Linked DNA regions of Homo sapiens: region 1 is linked to region 2. A link is an interaction called in ENCODE POLR2A ChIA-PET data of the cell type or tissue named here. Cell type or tissue: GM12878. All regions are shown on one strand. Links, peaks and the distances in the headings refer to the core of each region. The heading gives the core; the rest is flanking DNA. Region 1 has its middle 31 kb from the start of SLC25A5-AS1. Region 2 overlaps SEPTIN6 (septin 6).

Region 1 (7,035 bases), core at 614-5,613, 190 kb after region 2:
AAAGCAAACCCTAGCTGGCACCAAAGCCTCACTGCCACCTTGAGCGAGAGTTCTGGCGACAGATTGACAACAGTGGCTTTTCCATGGGTGGGTGGCCTCTTTTTGCCTGGGAAGGGGTGGAAGAGAGCCAGGGACACTTGCATTGACTCTGGAATGCACACCTGGCAAGCACTCAAGTCTAAGAGGAAGAGAAAGATCAAGGTGTGAGTGCAGGGGAGCTCTGGCTCAGCCCTCTGTCAACTTGGCCCTGCTCCTGGCTGGGCTGAAATTGACTTCGGAAGGCTTTCCAGAAAGGCTGGTGATGCTGGAGACTGTGGGCTGGGGGGCAGGGCAAACATTTCTCTTCTGCCTCCAGGATGTTACTCAGAGCTCTGGAAGCTACTCCCAAGGGTGATCCAGTGTTTGCCCTTGAAGTCTACATTTTCGGCCCTATTTCCTTTTCAGCAGTAGAAGTGGCTGGCAGTGGAATTTGGGTCTGGGCCTCGTGCTGAGTGGCTGTCGGCTTTGGAATCTGACCCTCCCTGGTGGAAAAAGCTGGGCCAGCATTTGGGGCAGTCCTCAGCGTGCAGGCCCTATATGCTGTCTACTTTGGGCCACACGCACTTGGCTTTGCTCCTCAGGTAACCCCTGGGAAACCTATCAGGTGCAACTGCTCTGATGCAGTTGGGGCAGTGTTGTGATGGGCTGCTGTGATGTCACTGCATGAATGAAGGTTCTGTGTTTGCACCTAGGCTGGCAGCTCTCCAGGGGCACAGTCCTCAGCCCCACCCTAGCCAGCACTCAGTAGAAGGACCAGCCCTCAGAGACTGGCTGAATGAATTGATGAGTACAAGCCTGGCTGACATTCAAGATTTCTTCCTGGTGAAACAGAAGCACAGTGTGGAGTCCTGTGTGGAAGCTCTCATCTTGACGTCTTGTACAAAGAGTGTCCTTCATTATTGCTAACACTAGAGGGGAGGGGAACCTCACTAATCCCCCCCTGCCCGACACGTACAAACACACAAAGGTTTCTACTAGCCGGATGTTCTGTAACCAGGAAGTTCAGATGCCTTTTTTTTTCTCCCAGTCTATGAGAAAAGTCACCTCTGTCCCCACCCACATGCGCACTGCTACACGCTGTGCCTACCAAGGCTGGCAGAAGTGTGCTGGCTGGGAGTGATTTGCTCTTGGCATCAGCCTGAGAATATCCTGTGCGGCTGAGAAGGTGGTGCTGCCCTCTCTGCAACACAGGGATTGGGAATTGATCGGGGCGAGGGGGCACACACTAAGGACTCAATGCACTCTGAAAGGGGAGGGCTCCAACATCAACAGAATTACAAGTGCTCCACTCCCTGCCATGCCCCCTGCATCCCAGCATTCACACACATCCTCCCGCAGATGCTGTCTGACACTATTCACAGGGGTTTGGAAAAAAGGGAAGGCCTGCCATAAAGTCTGCAAAGAGGTGTGACTATGGAGTTTCAGTAGGAAAAAAATCTCTGGGGGACCACAATTCCTATTGTCCTTATGGCTATGGATCATGGTTATGGTTATGGACAATTAAGGAGGCGATGTAAAAATCACTGTCCAGGAACCCTCCCTGCATGTCCCCGAGGATGACACCTCCACACCCTTGTCAACATGTCCTGGGCTTAATGACCCTGTGAGTGCACCTAGCTTTGAAAGTTCTGGTGTTTGCACGTGTGTGTGTGTGTGCGCGCGCACACGTGTGTGTGTGTGTGAAGGAGAGAGAAACAGTGAGAGAGAGAAAATTAATACTCTTGTTTCCAGACTAGACTTTGCTTCTGTGCTCGAAACACACACACTCCCATCCAAGTGCCTCCTGGACAGCCCCACTTACACATCCTATAGGCAACTCAAATTGAATCTACCCAACACAACTTGTCATCCTTTCCTTCCCCCTCAAACTCACAGTTTGTCCTGCCTGATGATCCCTTTCTCAATAAGTGGCACTGCCACTCACCTACCTGGCCAAGCAGGAAATCTGGGCACACCCTCGTCTCACACTCCCATAGGCCTAGTCATCAAGTCAGGCCTGTTCTAGCCTTCACGTTTTCACTTCAACAACCTCGCTCTCCATGCACGGTCACTACTTCAGGTCAGGCCCCCATCTATGTGGAAGTGCAGCAAGGCCTCCTGATGAGCTTTCCTGCCTCTAGTTCCCCCACTATCCCCACCCCCCCCTCCAATCCATTCTCAACCCTCTCAACAAACCAGTCCCGAAGGAAGTGCCCAAGGCAGCAGGAAGCAGACCTGCCTGACAAGTCTTTCTCTCCAGGTTGTAGGTGCCTGATGTTCCCCCTTATTCCAGTAGTTTCTGGGGACAGCACTGCCATATTAGCTAGCTCACCACTCTAGGTTATCTGATTCACCCTACTGGCATTGGCAGAAAGGAAGGAATGTGAACTGAGAAGAAAGTTTTGAGGCTGGGCGCGGTGGCTCATGCCTGTAATCCCAGCACTTTGGGAGGCCAAAGCGGGCGGAATACCTGAGGTCAGGAGTTTGAGACCAGTCTGACCAACATGGTGAAACCCCATCTCTACTAAAAATACAAAATTAGCTGGGCATTGTGGCACATGCCTGTAATCCCAGCTACTCAGGAGGCTGAGGCAGGAGAATTGCTTGAACCTGGGAAGTGGAGGTTGCAGTGAGCCGAGATCGCGCCACTGCACTCCAGGCTGGGCAACAAGAGCAACACTCCGTCTCAAAAAAAAAAAAAAAAATTGACACCAATGAGGAAGTCAGGGGAAGGCCCAGAGAAGGGTAATGCGCATGTCCATAGGACCAGAGGGGATTTGTGGGGAGTGGCTTCCTGAAAAGGTGTGGGCTGGGTTCTGAAGGGACAGCCCATGAGGAAGCCTGGCCCTGAAGAAGGCAGGGCCAGTGGAAGGGAGAGGTCTCAGCTTGCCAGCTCCTGCCATGACAGGTGACTGTGCTTCCCTCCCAAGGTCTTTCTGTGGGGAGAGCCAGCAAATAGCTCTCAGGGGGAGAGTTATGATCTCCCAGAATGTGGTGTCCAGGCTTCCTTCCAGGAGGGAGAAAGAAACTGGCAAGAGGAAATTTGGGGGTGGGGTTGAAAAAGGGCTCCCATTCTCCCACTCAAGACCTATGACCTGAAAAGTTGACAGAGCCACGCATTTCTTCCTCTGGGTGGGCGGATCCTGATCGTCTTCAGAGTCTGAGGGAGGCTTTTTCTCTTACAAAACTCAAGTCTCTTCTTAACCCCCATCCTCTAGGCCAGCTGGAGAGACAGCCCCCTATAAGATATAGCTTGCACCAACCCCTCTCCAGTCCTGCAAGGTGACATTGAAGCCCGTGCCCTTCTGTGGCCGCCTCTGACATCTCCAGGACACTGCCGCAACCAGTTCTCCAGGATGTGACACCACCAGACTTCTTGAGAAGAGCCCACCGTGCCTCATTCATCTTTGTATCTGTACTATGATGTGTCGCTCAAACATAACCAGAGCTAAGAAGATGACCACCATGCATCCTTCTACTCAGCCTGCAAAATGCCCATCTTTTCTCTATCCTGGTACTTCCTCCAAGGTCAACCCCTTCCCCTACACCCTTTTCGTTTTTTGTCCTGTGTTTGCTTTTTGGAGACAGGGTCTTGCTCTGTTGCCCAGGCTGGAGTGCAGTGGCGTGATCATGGCTCACTGAAACTTGACTTCCTGGGCTCAATCGATCCTCTCACCTCAGCTTCCAGAGTAGCTGGGACTACAGGTGCGTGCCACCACACCTGGCTAATTTTTGTATTTTTTTTGTAGAGACGGGGTCTCTCTATGTTGCCCAGGCTGGTCTTGAACTCCTGGCCTCAAGAGATCTTCCTACCTCGGCCTTCCAAAATGCTGGGATTACAGGCATGAGCTACCATGCCTGGCTCCTTTCACTCCTTTGGGAATATACCTTTTACTGCCCCGAAGTCCAGATTCTGACCATGGTGAGCAGGTCTCTTCAAGAACTAGCTGCTGCTTTCATTTCTCACCACTCCCTCCCCAATCCTTGGTACTCTGTCTTGCCATACTTTTTTATTTTATTTTTATTTATTTATTTTTATTTATTTTGGGACAGAGTCTCACCCTATCGCCAGGCTGGAGTGCAGTGGCACAATCTCAGTTCACTTCAACCTCTGCCTCCCAGGTTCATGCAATTCTCCTGCCTCAGCCTCCCGAGTAGCTGGGACTACAGGCGTGCGCCACCATGCCCAGCTAATTTTTGCATTTTTAGTAGAGACGGGGTTTCACCATGTTGGCCAGGATGGTCTCGATCTCTTGACCTTGTGATCCCCCTGCCCTGGCCTCCCAAAGTGCTGGGACTACAGGCGTGAGCCACCGCTCCTGTCCTATACTTAAAAAACTCTTTATTTGGAAGTAATTTCAGGCTGGGCGCGGTGGTTCACGTCTGTAATCCCAGCACTTTGGGAGGCCGAGGTGGGTGGATTGCCTGAGCTCAGTAGTTCAAGGCCAGCCTGGCTGACATGGCAAAACCCTGTCTCTACCAAAAATGCCAAAAAAAAAAAAAAAAAAAAGATGCCGGCAGGAGGATCACTTGAACCTGAGAGGCGGAGGTTGCAGTGAGCTAAGATTGTACCTCTGCACTCCAGCCTGGGCAACAGAGTGAAACTCCATCAAAAAAATAAAAATAAAAAAAAATTCAAATTTACAAAATGTGCAAAAATAAAAAGAGCACGAGGAACACTTGTATAATCTTTACCCAGATTCATCTGCTTTTAACATTTTATCTCATTTCCTTTATCATTTGGGTTCTCTCTCTCTTTCTCGCTCTTTCTCTCTCCATACAGATACACACACATATTATGTATATACATTTTATACATACACACTATATATACACATATACACATACACATAATATATACACATTATGTATATACATTTTATATGCATACTATAAACACACACACTTTTTCTGAACCATTTGAGAATAAGTTGTATATATCATGGTCCTTTACCTCTACACTTCAGTGTATATTTCCTAAGAATAGAGATATCCTGTTCCAGATTTTTAAAAAAGCTAAATGCAATACCTGACCCTAGAGTAGCTCCTGTACTTGAGAGGAAAAAAATGTTCTAAAGAACATTCCCGCAGCATTTTTTTTAGATGGCATGATCTTGGCTCACTGCAACCTCCACCTCCTGGGCTCAAGCGATTCTCCTGCCTCAGCCTCCCGAGTGGAGCTGGGATTACAGGCGCGCACCACTACTGCCCGGCTAATTTTTATTTTTATTTTATTTTTAGTAGAGATGGGGTTTCACCACGTGGGTCAGGCTGGTCTCGAGCTCCTGACCTCAGGTGATCCGCCCACCTCGGCCTCCCAAAGTGCTTGGATTACAAGCATGAGCCACCACGCCCCGGCCTGTTGTTTCTTTAAATCTTTTCAAAAACCAACTTAAAAAAAACTTCAGTAGTTTTCTGGGGTACAGGTTGTTTTTTGGTTACATGGATAAGTTCTTTAGTGGAAAACTGACTTTTCATTTCATTGATCTTGTATATTTTTTTAAGTCTCAATTGTATTTATTTCTGCTCTGGCCTTTATTACTTCTTTCCTTCTACTAATTTTGGGTTTGGTTTGTTCTTGCTTTTCTAGTTTTTGTTTTGTTTTGTTTTGTTTTGTTTTGAGACAGAGTCTCGCTCTGTCGCCGAGGCTGGAGTGCAGTGGCACGATCTCGGCTCACTGCAATCTCCACCTCCCGGGTTCACACCATTCTCCTGCCTCAGCCTCCCAAGTAGCTGGGACTACAGGCGCCCGCCACCACGTCCGGCTAATTTTTTGTATTTTTTTTAGTAGAGACGGGGTTTCACCGCGTTAGCCAGGATGGTCTTAATCTCCTGACCTGATCTGCCCGTCTCGGCCTCCCAAAGTACTGGGATTACAGGTGTGAGCCACTGCGCCCAGCCACTTTTCTAGTTTTTTGAGGTGCATTGTTGGGTTGTTTATTTGAAATCATTATATTTTCTTGATATAGTTGCTTATTGGTACAAACTTTCCTCTTAGTACTGCTCTTACTGTATCCCACAGATTTTGGCATGTTGTGTTTCATCCGATATTTTTTTCTTTTTGAGACAGGGTCTCATTCTGTACCCCAGGATGGAGTGCAGTGGCACGATCATAGCTCACTGGAGCCTCAAACTCCTGGTCTCAAGTGATCTTCCCACCTCAGCCTCCTGAGTAGCTAAGACTATAGGCTTGCACCACCGTGCCCAGCTTATCTTCTTAATTTTTTGTAGAGACAGGGTCTCGCTGTGTTGCCCAGGCTGGTCTTGAACCCCTGGCCTCAAGTGATCCTCCCACCTAAGCTTCCTAAAGGGTTGGGATTACAGGCGTGAGCCACCACATCTGGCCCATCCAATCTTTATAATGATATTTGCAAAATGATGTGTTTCCAACTCTCATGCTCCCTCCATCCACATTTGCCAGATGGCCCTTGCACTCTAGCCATTTTGAACCACTTTTGGTTCTCCACACCTGCTAAGTACTATTGGCTAACTCCTATTTATCCTTCAGCCTGGGCTGTTACAATTGGTAATGCACAACATTCACACTGTAGCCATGCCACATGGCAGCTGTGGTTGAGATGGCACTTCCTTTTTTTCTTGAGACACAATCTTGCTCTGTCAACCAGGCTGGAGTGCAGTAGTGAGATCTTGACTCACTGCCACCTCTGCTTCCTGGGTTCAAGGAATTCTCCTGCCTCAGCTCCCCGAGTAGCTGGGATTACAGGTGTGTGCCACCACACCCAGCTAATTTCTGTATTTTTAGTAGAGACAGGGTTTTGCCATGTTGCCCAGGCTGGTCTCGAACTCCTGGCCTCAAGTGATCTGCCCACTTCGGCTTCCCAAAGTGCTGGGATTACAGGTGTGAGCCACCGCGCCCGGCCGAGATGGAGCTTTCTCTCGGAAGTGTTTCCAGATTCCCCAAATGTCAGTTAGTTAAACATTCTTCCTTCTTTGCTCCCAAATCTCAGTCTGCTGACCCCTCTTAACACTCTTGTCACACTATATTGTAATTCTTAC
Region 2 (7,035 bases), core at 1,246-6,245:
CTCATCTCTACTAAAAATACAAAAAATTAGCCAGGCGTGGTGGCGGGCACCTGTAGTCCCAGCTACTGTGGAGGCTGAGGGTGTGAACCTGGGAGGCGGCACTTGCAGTGAGCCGAGATCGTGCCACTACACTCCAGCCTGGGCGACAGAGTGGGAATCCGTCTCAAAAAACAAAACAAAAAAAAGTTCGTGGCTTTTAAGCTTATAGTCTAGTTGGAATGACAAATTGTGGACACTGTGAAATAATTAAAGAACTATAGAAGATCCTTGTGATGCCCCACCTCACCCCCTGACTATGAGGTGGCTTGGGCTGCTATTAATATATATTTCGAGAGGTTCCATGACTTGTCCAAGGTAACCAAGGCACAGGGCAAGCCCCAAAAGCTGCATGTGCTGGCTCTTTTAATGAGCTGTTCCTTTCAATGTTGCATTCTGGGATCCAGACCGTAAATGCCGGCCCATACCAAGAGCATCTGGATGATTCTGGCTTGAACTAGTCCCACAATGTGAACAATGAAGCTTTCTCTAGTGGCAATCTAGGTAGTGGTCATTCTCCCAAGTGAACTTTCAGGGGCTAACTTTGCCCTACAAAGTTAGCTGGGGTTGGTCTGGGTCAACTGTCTCAGAGCAACTGTCTTCAGGTGGGGAAAAGATTGCTGCTGCACTCTGGTTTTGCTATCATCACGTGGCAGTTACCCTTTGATTCCCTTTGAGGTCTCTGCTTCAGGCGTTCCTACCACCACCCACTAAAGGTAGTATCGTACCTCAAACATAGAAAACAAAACCCTATTACCTAGCTCTATTGGTGATACAACACGGAAGAAAGTTTACATGGCCCTAAATATTTAAAAATGTTGATTCTAAATTTGAGGGGTTTTTGGACAGTCATTACATTATTTTCTAACTTCTCTGTGTGTTTGGGATGTTTCTTTTCTTCTTTTCCTTTTTTTTTTTTTTTTCCCCGAGATGGAGTCTTGTTCTGTCGCCCAGGCTGGAATGCAGTGGCGCGATCTCAGCTCACTGCAACCTCCGCCTCCTGGGTTCAAGAAATTATCCTGCCTCAGCCTCCCGAGTAGCTGGGATTACAGGTGTGCACCACCGTGCCCAGCTAATTTTTGTATTTTTAGTAGAAACAGGGTTTCACCATGTTGGCCAGGCTGGTCTCGAACTCCTGACCTCGTGATCTGCCCACCTTGGCCTCTCAAAGTCCTGGGATTACAGGTGTGAGCCACAGCGCCCGGCCTGGGATTTTTCAAAATAAAAAGCGGGCAGAATGACAATGTCCCCCAAATGCACATGGTCCCTTCTTTCAAGGAACTGGTGGAGGCAGACACAAATCACTATCTAATTATCTTTGTGATAAGTGCTACACAGGAGAGTGACTGCCTGCCATGAGATTTCATTACTAAGGGAACCTAACTCAGCAATGAATGGAGGCAGAGGGTGACAGGAAGGGCTTCCTGAGGGCTTCAAATAGGAAATGGGTAGGTGTGAAGGTGGGTGAGATCTCACATCTGCTACTGGGTTGGGAACATTTCATTTGCCAATTCACCCACTTTTATTTTCATTCATTCCTTCAGCACATATTCACTGGGCACTGATCGGCCAGGCCCCGTGCCAGGTGCTGAGGATATAGTGGTGGCCAAGGCACGCAGGAACTCTGCCCTCTCACAGCTTCCAGATGAAAGGCAGGAATAAGCCCTGTTTCCTTTTTACATCCTAAATCCTGGAAATGTGAGTGTTAGCGGTGTTCTTAATACAAAACTACATTATAGCAGAGTGATTTGTCTGTATCATCTAATGAGATTTTGATCTGCAGTCATGTGCATAGCATTTACTTTGTGGAGTCTCTGCTGTAAATTTTCTATTAATTGCTGGCTTTGTTACCAAGCATGGCCACTGCCTTTGTGTGCTATAAGGGAGCAAACCTATTGCATTAGCCTGAGCAAAGCCAATTAGGAAGATAAGTCCTCTGGAAAAAGGTATTCCCAAACTAAGTAGGGCTGATTTCTGGACTTGCCTGGGTTTTTGGATGATCAGAGCCATGGTTTAATATTAGCATGAACAATTGAGAAGGGCTTTTAGTTGCATGTACATTAAAACTACATTCAAGACAGATGAGGCCAGGTGCGGTGGCTCACGTCTGTAATCCCAGCACTTTGGGAGGCCGAGGCGGGCAGATCATGAGGTTAGGAGATCCAGACCATTCTGGCTAACACGGTGAAACCCCATCTCTACTAAAAATTAAAAAATTAGCCGGGCGTGGTGGCGGGTGCCTGTAGTCCCAGCTACTCTGGAGGCTGAAACAGGAGAATGGCGTGAACCCGGGAGGCGGAGCTTGCAGTGAGCCGAGATTGTGCCACTGCACTCCATCCTGGGCGACAGAGTGAGACTCCGTCTCAAAAAAGAAAAAAAAAAAAAGACAGATGAAAGAAAGAAAGAAGGAAAGAAGGAAAAAGAAGGAAAGAAGGAAAGCCATGGATATATATAACATGTTTCTTTCAACGATCTCGAAATGCTTCCATCTGTATGATTTCATTTTCCCCAATGGCTTCCTGGACAAGTATTACTGTTCCCTTTATTTAATGGGTGTAGGGAGACCAAGTTACTTAGTCCGAAGTGCTATTGCTGGTCAGTGGGTGATACGATTAAACACCCACCAGATGACACAGATTCCTTGTTTAAAAACACTTGTCTTTTCATGATGTTTCTAAGACATCAAAATCCTGCCATGACCTCTCTTCCCCCTCTTTTCACTACACTCCCTCAGCACTCCCATAGGGCCCAGGGAAGAGTATACTAGGGTGATTCGGAGACTCTCTGATATTAAAAAGATTCTCAGCTTAAATCCAATATAGCACAGTCACGGGTTGTGTGGGTTTTCTTTTTTATTTTTTCTTCTCCATATTGCTTTAAATAAAAATCTTGGAGCCACCAGCCATGTAATGATGGATTATTTTAAGTAACAACTGGAGTGGGGGGCGCAGAATAAATTAGAAACACAGACCCTTCCTCCTCAGTTTGGCAGGAGGAGGCTTCTGCTGCTGGGATTTGAAACCGTGGGTTTCTCTGCCGCCTGCACAGAGGAAGGAGGCCACATGCTCAGGAGGGTGAGAAATAATGTTATCCTCTTCTTCAGTGTCTTCTCATTAGAGGCAGCCATCTGCTGAATTATGCAGCGCGCTCTCAGCCGGCCCTTCCACTCACTTAAAGGTGACCAGGGAAAAGATCTGCAGGCCTTCTCAGCGAGAGGCCTCAGGGCTCAGGTTTCCCCTGCCATGGCCCTCTCTGACCCGGAATGAAGGCCCTGGGGTAACGGGGCAGAACTCTGTTTTCCTGGCCCTGATGAGGTGTGAGGTCGTGTTCGGTTTCCTTTCACATTGGAGGCCCCCAGCTCTGAACACTGGCGCTGAGGCAGGAACTGGGTTTTTTTCAGATCCCCATTAAACAAGACCAGATGGAGGCAGAGGCAAATTCAGGCTCCCCAGAGGGCAGTTGGGCATTCACCCAGAGGCCTGTGGGTAAACCTTTTCTTTTTTAGCAGATTGGAGGTAACAATAGCCAGAACACCTAGAAAACTCTCTTTCAATTGTCTGGCTTCCAGGGAATCTGGCTGGCTTTTGTGGGAAAGTTTCACTCACCCTGAGCAAGGGTCACCCCTGGCCTGAGGTGGGGATATTTGACCTAGACTTAGGCTTGTGTTAGTCTTGGGGTTCTTCAGCAGAACTGGGCAGCTGGCCAGGCTGAGACTTAGGCCGCAGTCAAAAGAGAGGGAAACAGGAGGAAAAAGTGGGGAAGTGAGTAGAGAGCAGGAACACACAATGAGTGCCTTCCACCGCATTGACTGCTTCAGTTGCCTTCTGTGGGCCAGAACCACCTTGGGGAGCTCACGGGTTTCCAGATTCGGTTCCTTGACCCTTCTGCCCCTGACCAGCATCAAGCCAGAAGCTCAATGTCCCGGAATTTTACCAGTCTAAAGAAACACATGTGCCACTTGAGTCAGCTTTTCCATTTGAGAGTGGCCGTTGGCTCGACAGGGGCCTGGATCCTAGCACTATTCTCTGTCACTAAATCAGTCTGTGACGTGAGCCAAGTCACTTCCTCTCTGTGAGTCTCTGTTTCCCCTTTTGTGAAACGAAAGGGCTGGATTAGGTGATCTTTAAGGGCGTTTCCAGCTCTAACATTGTATGGTGCTTATGTTTCCTTTTTCTCCAGCCTCATTTCTTTTAGGTCCTTGCCTGCGTCTGCTTCCGAATGAGGTGGCAGAATTGAACCCCACCCCTTCCCTGCTTTGACCCCTTGAGCTGGGTGGGGAGAGAGTCGTAGGGAAGGTCGATCTATGCTTTTAGCTCAGCAGGCTCTCGGTAAGTGGAACAGAAACAACCCTTCAGATATTGCCTGTCCATGTAGGTGTAGATAGCTATTGTCTTCCTATAAAGGTACATGACAGCTGAATGTTTGTCTATTGAATCCTGCTTTCAATGCAGTAGAAGAGCCGGCTACTTAATGGAATCCTGCTGTGAATCCTTTTATAGAATGAAAAGCCACTCTGGAATTTATCTTGTGTATTAAAATCAGTTTCATCTATTGGATTTGCCAAAAATGGGCCTCCTCCTCTGTCTGGTAAGGATAGTCTGTCTTGTGCTTCTTCAGCACAACTGCTCCCCAACTGAAGGGCATTTCTGAGGCCCCTTGGGGGTGCTGCCAGCTTTTGCAGGCCTTATTTCTCCTTAGAACAGCCCCCACATTTCTCTTTCCCAGGATAGGGCATTGCTACTACTCAGTTTCCTCTTAGCCTGGCTTAATTAGCATGAGGGACATTCTGATATTTGATGTGTTGGATGCATTTGAGAATTGTTTTTAAAACCTGTGGGAACTTGGCTGTGTGCGGGGGCTCACACCTGTAATCCCAGCACTTTAGGAGACTGAGGCGGGCGGATCACCTGAGGTTAGGAGTTCGAGACCAGCCTGGCCAATATGGCAAAACCCCGTCTCTTCTAAAAATACAAACATTAGCTGGATGTGGTGGTGGGCGCCTGTAATCCCAGCTACTCGGGAGGCTGAGGTAGGAGAATCACTTGAACCCTGGAGACGGAGGTTGCAATGAGCTGAGATCGTGCCACCGCACTCCAGCCTGAGAGAGACAGAGTGAGACTCCATCTCAGAAAAAAAAAAAAAAAAAAAAAACCTCTGGGAACTTATCAGTGCTTTTGTGGTTCTTATGACATAATACAGCGGCATCCTTGGCAGCATTGGAGGCAGCAGAGGAAGCTATCAGCTACCTGATTGTTTCATCAAGACTTTTTGCTACATGTTTCAGGATATATGATTTGACTTCTGGTTCACATGAATCATTATAATAAGAAATTATACTGTATGACAATAAGTTATATATATAATATGTAATAATAAGTTATAATAAGGGGGCTGGGCACAGTGGCTCACGCCTATATTCCCAGAACTTTGGGAGGCCGAGGCGAGTGGATCACCTGAAGTCAGGAGTTCTAGACCAGCCTGGCCAACATGGTGAAACCCCATCTCTACTAAACTAAAAATACAAAAATTAGCTGGGTGTGGTGGTACACACCTGTAATCCCAGCTACTCAGGAAGCTGAGGCAGGAGAATCGCTTGAAACCAGGAGGGAGAGGTTGCAGTGAGCTGAGATCGCGCCACTGCACTCCAGCCTGGTTGACAGAGTGAGACACTGTCTCAAAAAAAAAAAAAAAAAGAAGTTATAATAAGGAGACTAATAGGGTTTTATTGTATTTCTGGTAAAATAAATGTTTTATATACAATAAAACTGCCTGAAAGCTAAATGCTCTGATGACCCAAATTGTCAGGCACCTTTTTGGTTGTAGTTCAATATTTTTCTAAAATACCTGAGGCCACTTTCCTACCCAGGAAAGTATCATCATAGAATCTTTTTTAAAAAAGTAACATTTTCCCTGTTTATAAAAGTAAAATATGCCTATTGTAGAACATTTGGAAAACCCAGAAAAGCAACATCACCTACAACCTCTCTACCCAAAAGAAATCACTGACATTATTTTGGCATGTGTTCTTCTAATCTTTTAAAAAATGTGTATTTTCCCCCATCATTGGGATGACCCTGTGTATACAGGTTGGTTTTCCTGTTGTTGTTTGCCTTTGGTGAGCATTTCCTTTTGTCATTAAATATTCTTAGAAAACATTTTTCTCAGCTGCTTAATATTCCATCATGTATCACTGAACCGATGATTCATAGTCTTGGAGATTTGCACGGTCTTTCAGACATCAGTGTTCAGGGCTGAGAGTGGAAATGGAGAAAAGGGAGGTGTGAGAGCTTGGGCCCACCAGTAGGTGACTGAAGAGAGTCCGGTTTCAGTGTTTCTTTTCTTTCCTAGCATTTTTGTTGTTGTTGTTTGTTTGTTTGTTTTGAGACAGAGTCTCCCTCTGTTGCCCAGACTGGAGTGCAGTTGTGCGATCTCAGCTCATTGCAACCTCCGCCTCCTGCGTTCAAGCGATTCTCCTGCCTCAGCCTCCCAACTGGCTGGGACTACAGGCATGAGCCACCAAGCCTGGCTAATTTTTGTATTTTCAGTAGAGACGGGTTTTCCCAGTGTTGGCCAGGCTGGTTTCGAATTCCTGGCCCCAAGTAATCTGCCCGCCTTGGCCTCCCAAAGTGCTGGGATTACAGGCATGAGCCACCGTACCTGGCCGCTTTCCTAGTATTTGGATGGGAATGGCCAGAGGAGAAAGTTTAGGGACAGCCTAGTCATCAGCAATGAGTTTCAAACTTTTTGCTTTTATTCTTTAGAATGACAGCTACTAATTTAGCCACCCTGGTTTGAAACAGAGGCGGGAAATTCTCCATTGACACAGATGCACCCTCAGTTCCCAGAGGCCTCAAATACGGCTTGCTTACTATCACAGAGGTTGGAAGAGGGGCCAAGGGGAGTGGGGGACAGAGGTGGCCTACTCGGGTGCTTAAGGGACTCTTTATTTTCAGTAACAGCAATGAGAGAAAGATGCGCAGCTGGAACCACCATAACTTG

The links. ChIA-PET counts read pairs that join two places held together with the same protein. Peaks named below come from ENCODE experiments on the same cell type or tissue, not always from the same donor. Only the 100,000 strongest peaks of a DNase experiment are listed, where the experiment ranks them.
Region 1: POLR2A ChIA-PET joins it to region 2 with 16 read pairs; 4 of 35 experiments call an interaction of 5 or more read pairs at or near these places.

What each region holds. Positions count from the first base shown.
Region 1 is chrX:119,496,917-119,503,951 of GRCh38, reverse strand. No RefSeq gene overlaps it. Among named protein-coding and RNA genes, the nearest start is that of SLC25A5-AS1, 31 kb to the right of the region's middle. RefSeq lists a silencer at 192-486 and an enhancer at 2,942-3,021. In GM12878, for the core only: no CTCF peak of the experiment used is centred there; a DNase peak (open chromatin) is centred at 2,821.
Region 2 is chrX:119,682,635-119,689,669 of GRCh38, reverse strand. The region is part of intron 1 of SEPTIN6 (septin 6); the gene reads left to right. Among named protein-coding and RNA genes, the nearest start is that of SEPTIN6, 7.0 kb to the left of the region's middle. RefSeq lists enhancers at 3,420-3,469, 3,500-3,549, 3,820-4,049. In GM12878, for the core only: no CTCF peak of the experiment used is centred there; DNase peaks (open chromatin) are centred at 3,399 and 4,161; H3K4me3 peaks cover 3,675 bases; H3K27ac peaks cover 4,868 bases.